2 separate regions of the Mus musculus genome follow, and region 1 is linked to region 2. The links are chromatin loops, found by intact Hi-C in ENCODE. Cell type or tissue: left cerebral cortex. All regions are shown on one strand. Links, peaks and the distances in the headings refer to the core of each region. The heading gives the core; the rest is flanking DNA. Region 1 has its middle 12 kb from the start of Gpr65. Region 2 holds the start of Zc3h14 (zinc finger CCCH type containing 14).

Evidence for each region. Peaks named below come from ENCODE experiments on the same cell type or tissue, not always from the same donor. Only the 100,000 strongest peaks of a DNase experiment are listed, where the experiment ranks them.
Region 1: a loop joins it to region 2, with 2.8 times the contacts of the local background. A loop is called at or near these places in 3 of 42 quality-filtered maps.

What each region holds. Positions count from the first base shown.
Region 1 is chr12:98,279,094-98,282,009 of GRCm38, forward strand. No RefSeq gene overlaps it. Among named protein-coding and RNA genes, the nearest start is that of Gpr65, 12 kb to the left of the region's middle. In left cerebral cortex, for the core only: a CTCF peak has its summit at 1,609 (motif pointing right); a DNase peak (open chromatin) is centred at 1,625.
Region 2 is chr12:98,745,463-98,748,378 of GRCm38, forward strand. Zc3h14 (zinc finger CCCH type containing 14) reads left to right here and starts at 1,506. Exons shown (of 17, transcript NM_029334.2): 1 at 1,506-1,696; 2 at 2,018-2,060. The coding sequence starts at 1,661. In left cerebral cortex, for the core only: CTCF peaks have their summits at 825 (motif pointing right) and 1,369; DNase peaks (open chromatin) are centred at 317, 832, 1,443 and 2,156; H3K4me3 peaks cover 1,210 bases; H3K27ac peaks cover 1,034 bases.

The sequences.
Region 1 (2,916 bases), core at 188-2,687, 470 kb before region 2:
ATACACTAAATGTATCACCATACAGGTAGATATTCATTTTAATTTGCACGTGACTTTTGTTTTTTTATTCAGATTGATTTTTTAAAGTACATTTTTTAGATAGGCAGAGAAAAGACTATATGCAGGTCGTTGTTTGATTTTTGCCTCTACTTCCCTGCCTTATTTAGGGAATTTTCATGAGTGGAAAGATATATAAATAATTAACTCCTTGTGTTGTCCAAATTATATTTCATCTCCCGAACAACATCTGTAGCAAATTTTTTTGTACAAACTGATGCGTTTCTTCTCCTTCTCTCAACCACCAAGCTAACAGAAGGCTTCCACGGACGCTGGTGCCTATTCTTTAGAGTAATGATTAAATCGCTACTTACCAGTTACCTCTGTTGATTTTGTTTACCTGATTTATTTATTTTTAGTTAGGTGAGTTTGATTTCAAACTGGAATCCATGATACAGAGCACATAGGGATCTCTTTATCTTTATCAATTCTATGATTCTGAGGGCCTGATTTTCAAATCCCAGTTTCACCATTCTCTTATCCATGTACTGGGCCCTGTTGTCTCCTACCTAAACCCATTCCCAGTTGCTATGGTAACAGTTGTTACTGTAGCAATGGATGCTGACCCAAGAAGGCTTTGTGATAAGTAGATTTATCTATGCTGGGAACCCTTTATGAAATAAAAAGAATTCTTGAAAAAGAGAGCCACTGCTGAATACAAATGCATAGACACAGCCAACAAACTTGCTCTCTCTCACAAAAATAAAAGAAAATTAAAATAACATCCGAAGTAATGCACCATTTGGGTTCATTTGGTCATTTATCAATCAGCAGCTGAGGGAAACATTTCAAATCTTTTCCTTCCCTAGTCCGTCTTTCTATTCTTTCTCCCTGAAAGTTGCTGATAAGGGTGTGTTTATTTTATTTCCCACCCACCCCCAATATTTTATTTTCTATTCAGAATAGTAAAATAAATATATTGTATACATTAGAATGCTTTCAGCCACAGACATTTTCACCCCCTCAAGATATGAGACTCTATTTGATAAGTACATTTACCACATTCTAATTTTCTCCTTTATTATATTTACTCTTCTCTAATATAATACATCCTGATGGTAGCCTCTCCTCTCACCCCTCCTCCTAGTTTTCCCCTCCCACAGATGAGGAGTTGTTTTTTTAAAAAGCATCTATCCTTATTTTTCCTTGTACAATTCTAGAAAATGTAGTCCTAAGTTAGTTGTTTATATAAATTTCCTAGGCAGACACCTTGGAAAGAGGAAATCGATGTTTCATGAATACAAAATACAAGCTGTATTTTTAAAGTATTATTTATTCCTAGCATAAACCCAATTCAATTCAAGTAAAAGACGGGGAAAACAATTAAACACCATACTTTTTTCTTTTCTTCATTTTACTTTATTTTTTGTTTTTTGGTCCTCCTAATATATTGAAGATGGGCCACATTGAGATAAACTATGTATTAGTTGCATTAGCTGAGTGCATGCGATCTTAAGAATTAGAAACCACAAAAGCAGGTCAGATACTGAGTGAAGTAAAGATTGTTCTTTTCTCTCATTTGGTGATGAGCAGGGCTAGTCCCTATTGTGACCACGAGGGGGCAATCACGTTCTAGCACAGAATTTTGCAGGTATGTGTTCACCACAGCTCACAAAGTGACCTAAGATGTATTTTTTTTTAATCCAAGCAAACAGCAAACACCTCCTGTAACCTAAAAATAAAAGAGAAAACACACCCATATTCCGTCCTTCTCTCTGAGAAGCTGGGTTACAGACTTTGAGCTGGCTCAGTGGTTACGGGCACTTGTTGCTCTTGCAGAGGACCTGGGTTTGGTTTCCAGGTATTCACATAGGAGCTCCCAAGTATCCGTAACTCCACTTCCAGAGAATCATACGATCTCCAAGGGCATCAGGCACACATACACGCAGGAAAAAAAAAACACTCATTACACATAAAGTGAATAAATCTAAGATTATAGGGCTAGCCAACTTTGAATGTGTGTATTTATAAGATTAAACTGTTGTAGGCAGTTTGCATGTGAACCTGCTATTATGAAATGACTGTGCTGAGCTCAAGATGCAATTCAGTATATTTGCAGTTTTAAATTTTTAATTATTGTTAGATCACAGCTCACACAAACTGGCATCTGTTATTTTGAAACGCTTAAATCCGTCCTCCGACAAAGAACAGTAATGTCATCATGTTCTAATTTAGCAGCTTTTGCGTATAATTAAACATATAATAGCCTGCGACCTGTTTTTCTTCTGCTTATAATTTTCAGACGCCTTTCACAAAACACCAATGGCTATTTACACGTTCAAAGTAGGTTACAGTTCCTCAAATGATGTTTCAATTCGGTGTTCAAGAAGCAAACCAGGGGCTGTAGAGATGGCAAGGAAATTAACAGCCTTTGCTGTACAACTCAAAAGACCTGAGTTTGAATCCTTGCACCCATGTAATATGTCAGGTGTGGTTTCATGTGTGCTTGGAATGCTGATGTTGCAGCAAGGTTGGAAATAAGTGGACCACTGAGACTGAAACACACAGGCTCCAGATGCAGGGAGACCATGCTTTGAAGGGATAAAGCAGAAAGTGAGAGACGAGGATCCCCAGTGTCTTCTGGCTTCTTTGCACTCATGCTCAGACACATACTCTTACAGACACCACACAAATATCTCTTACACACATACACACACACACACACACACACTAACAAACTTCATGTACACTAGAAATAGATGAATGAACTACGGCCTCCATGTTGTTCAATTCCAGCTTTCAAATAAAAATATACACCTCATTAATTGGGAAATGTGAGCTATTTCAAAAATCCAAAACCAAGACATTTTTCTAACTTTACCATGCCATGAAAATATTTCCAGATCTTAGTATTTTAAA
Region 2 (2,916 bases), core at 225-2,724:
TTGAAACAACTACATAAAGACTGCAGTCGATCTGATTGTCCCAGCTCCTGAATGTGTGGCTCCAATGAGGGCTGTTGGAAAGATTTTGTACCTGATAGTTTGTGATCCCGAGCCTTGAAGAACTTCAAACAAACCTGCAATTATCTCTTCCTAGGCCAGAGGGCAAGCTCTTCTCCTTGTGGTCTAGCAGACCAGACAGATAGCTGTAATTGGTGCTAAGAGGCAAAGCTCTGATTAGTCCAACATATGGCTAGGCTCGGCCAAAACAAATAGCTGTGATTAATCCAAACATCCCATTTTGAGCTATAGAAGCAGACTGTTCAGGCCGGGAGGGGCACTCTCGGGAGCAGCTTACCCTATGGTTACAACAGCAGGCTTAACAAGAGGCTTCTCTCAAGCTCTCTTTTCTGACCCACTTTCAGCTGTGTGGACCCAAAGAGAGGCAGGAGATAGAAGAGGGAGGGAGCTGTTCAAGAGTGGCCAGGATAAGGTAAGAAGCTGAGAGGGGGAACAGGAGGCTCAGAGCCTAAGCATTAAAAGCAATGACGTAAAAAGCAATGAAGGGAACCTGCAGGCCCCGGTCACAAGAATTTGTGAGAACTGTCAGGTCTTCAGGGCCAAGTGTGCCAGGCATCTGACTGAGAGCTGTATCGCTGGCTACCACCATGGCCTGAGAAATCCCAGTACCTAGGACCTTCAGGAAACTGCAATCCCAGCTGAGACTGAGATTAGCAAACCCAATTTCTAGGCCCAAGGAGCTCTAATACATTCAGGGCTGACACCCAATAACGGAGCCCTGCGCACCAACTCTTAACACTAGAGGGCCCCAACTTCCCAGTCACACTGGTCAACACTGCAGGGTGTTGTAACACTAGAGGGTGACACTTGCCAGTCTTGCTACCTGCAGCTGGCAGCCCTCAGGAGGCAGGGGCAGGTGGATCACTGGGTTCAAGGCCAGCATGGGTTTCAGAGCAAGTTCCAGAACAGCCAGGGCTACACAGAGAAACCCTGTCTCAAAAAACAAAACAAAACAAAACAAAACATCCCTATAGAATTAAAGTAAGGTCATGGGTTCTGAATATCGTCCCTCTACCTCATCAAGTGTAATAATAGTACATCTTCTAGAAAATAATCTCCTTTTTGTCATTTGATAATATATATCTCAATCCCATAGTGATACTTGGGGTTAGATTTGAACTCGGATCAGGGCTCATAATGTTTGAGCTATACATACTTTCATCCTGATTACCTGTAGACTAAAATTCGCAAATGAGAAAGCATGAAAAGGAAAAGGAAAGGCTCCCCCGAAGCCTAGAAAGAGGAAGGTGAAACCAGGTAACCCCGTAGGCCATCGTCCTATGAGCCACCAGCAGTGGTCGCCAGAGCACAGGTTCCGGACCCCGCCCCCCTGCCCGGGACACACACGCGCGCGCGATTGCGCGCATGCGTGTGTGCTCAGACGCATGCGCGTTGGCTCCCACTTGCACGGGGGCGCCAGCAGGGGCGGGGACGCGCACGGCGGAGGCGGAGCGGCGGCGGCAGCGGCGGCAGCGGCAGCGGCAGCGGCGTAGGGGGCCCAGGCTGCAGGGTGGCAGCCCGCGGCGGGCTCCAGGTAACCGAGGCGCCGCGCAGTGCCGAGCCGGCCGCCCGCCGCCGAGCCATGGAAATCGGCACCGAGATCAGCCGCAAGATCCGGGTGAGGCCCGCGTCGGCGGGCGCTGGGCATGGCGGGCAGGCGGTTGCCAGGAGTAACGGGGCGGGTGGGCCCGGCCTGCAGCGTCTCCTCCGCGCCGGCCGCCTCAGACGGAGCGCAGGCGCGGCGGTCGGCTCTGGGGACTCCAGCGGGCCCGTGAGAGGCACCTGGGCGGCAGCGGCGGCGGCGGCTGCGGGAAGCGCCGCGCGGGGGGCGGCGTCCCCTCCCCCACCCCCCGGTTGCGCGGGGCGGCTCTTTCACTGTCGCGGTTTTCACAGGCACCTTTGCTGTTTTTTTTTTTTTTTTTCTCTCTCTCTCCCTCAGAGTGCCATTAAGGGGAAATTACAAGAATTAGGAGCTTACGTAGGTAAGTCGATTCTCATCCTTCGCCTCCATATACTACTGTAGGGCTTGTAGCTGCCTGGATGTGTGAGTGACTCTGCCCCAGAGCTCTTCGGGTGGTCTGCCTTGAGAGCCCTGGTTTTCCTCTCCCCTCGTTCCATCGAGCCATCTATAGCAGCACCCCGAGGTCCCTTCCCCCACCCCCATCTCCTGTCTAAGATGTTATTTTGAAATAGTCTAGCTTTTCTAACCTTCGGCTGAAGCTGTCGTGTTTTTAAGCACCCATGTTTGTTCGAATTTTGTTCTGTTTTTCCTGTTGTTACTTTCTCATCATGACCTTTAATTTGAGATCTCTCATTTTGGATATGAACATTATATGCTTCAGGCTTCTGGCATTTGCCACAGAGCTGGTTCAGTAAGTTTTATGTATTAGATTTTTTTTGTTTTTGTTTGTTTGTTTGTTTGTTTTTTCAGAATGAGTGTTTACTCTGAGCTAGGCATTGTTTAGCCATTAAAATGTAAATGATAATATCCCAGTTGTACAAATAGAAACAAAGGCTTCAGGTACTTGAACAGGCCTGGGGGAGGAAGCCTGTCTGACCCCACTGATGGTGGCTTTAGTTGTAAATCATGGGTACCTTAAAATAGTAACTCAGGGTCTGAGACCCTTACTGACCCCTGGAGTCAAATTTGTTTTCATAATGGTTAGAAGGCTTGACATTACACTATGTCTACACTTGGATTATACGAAAGCAGTGAGTTTAAAAGGTCACACCAGCTTTTACTAGAACTCTTGGTCAAATAATTGTAGTTTAAAAAAAAAAGTTCCATCTAGAATGTTATCAATGAGACAGATAAAAAAAAAATGGTTTTTAAAACTG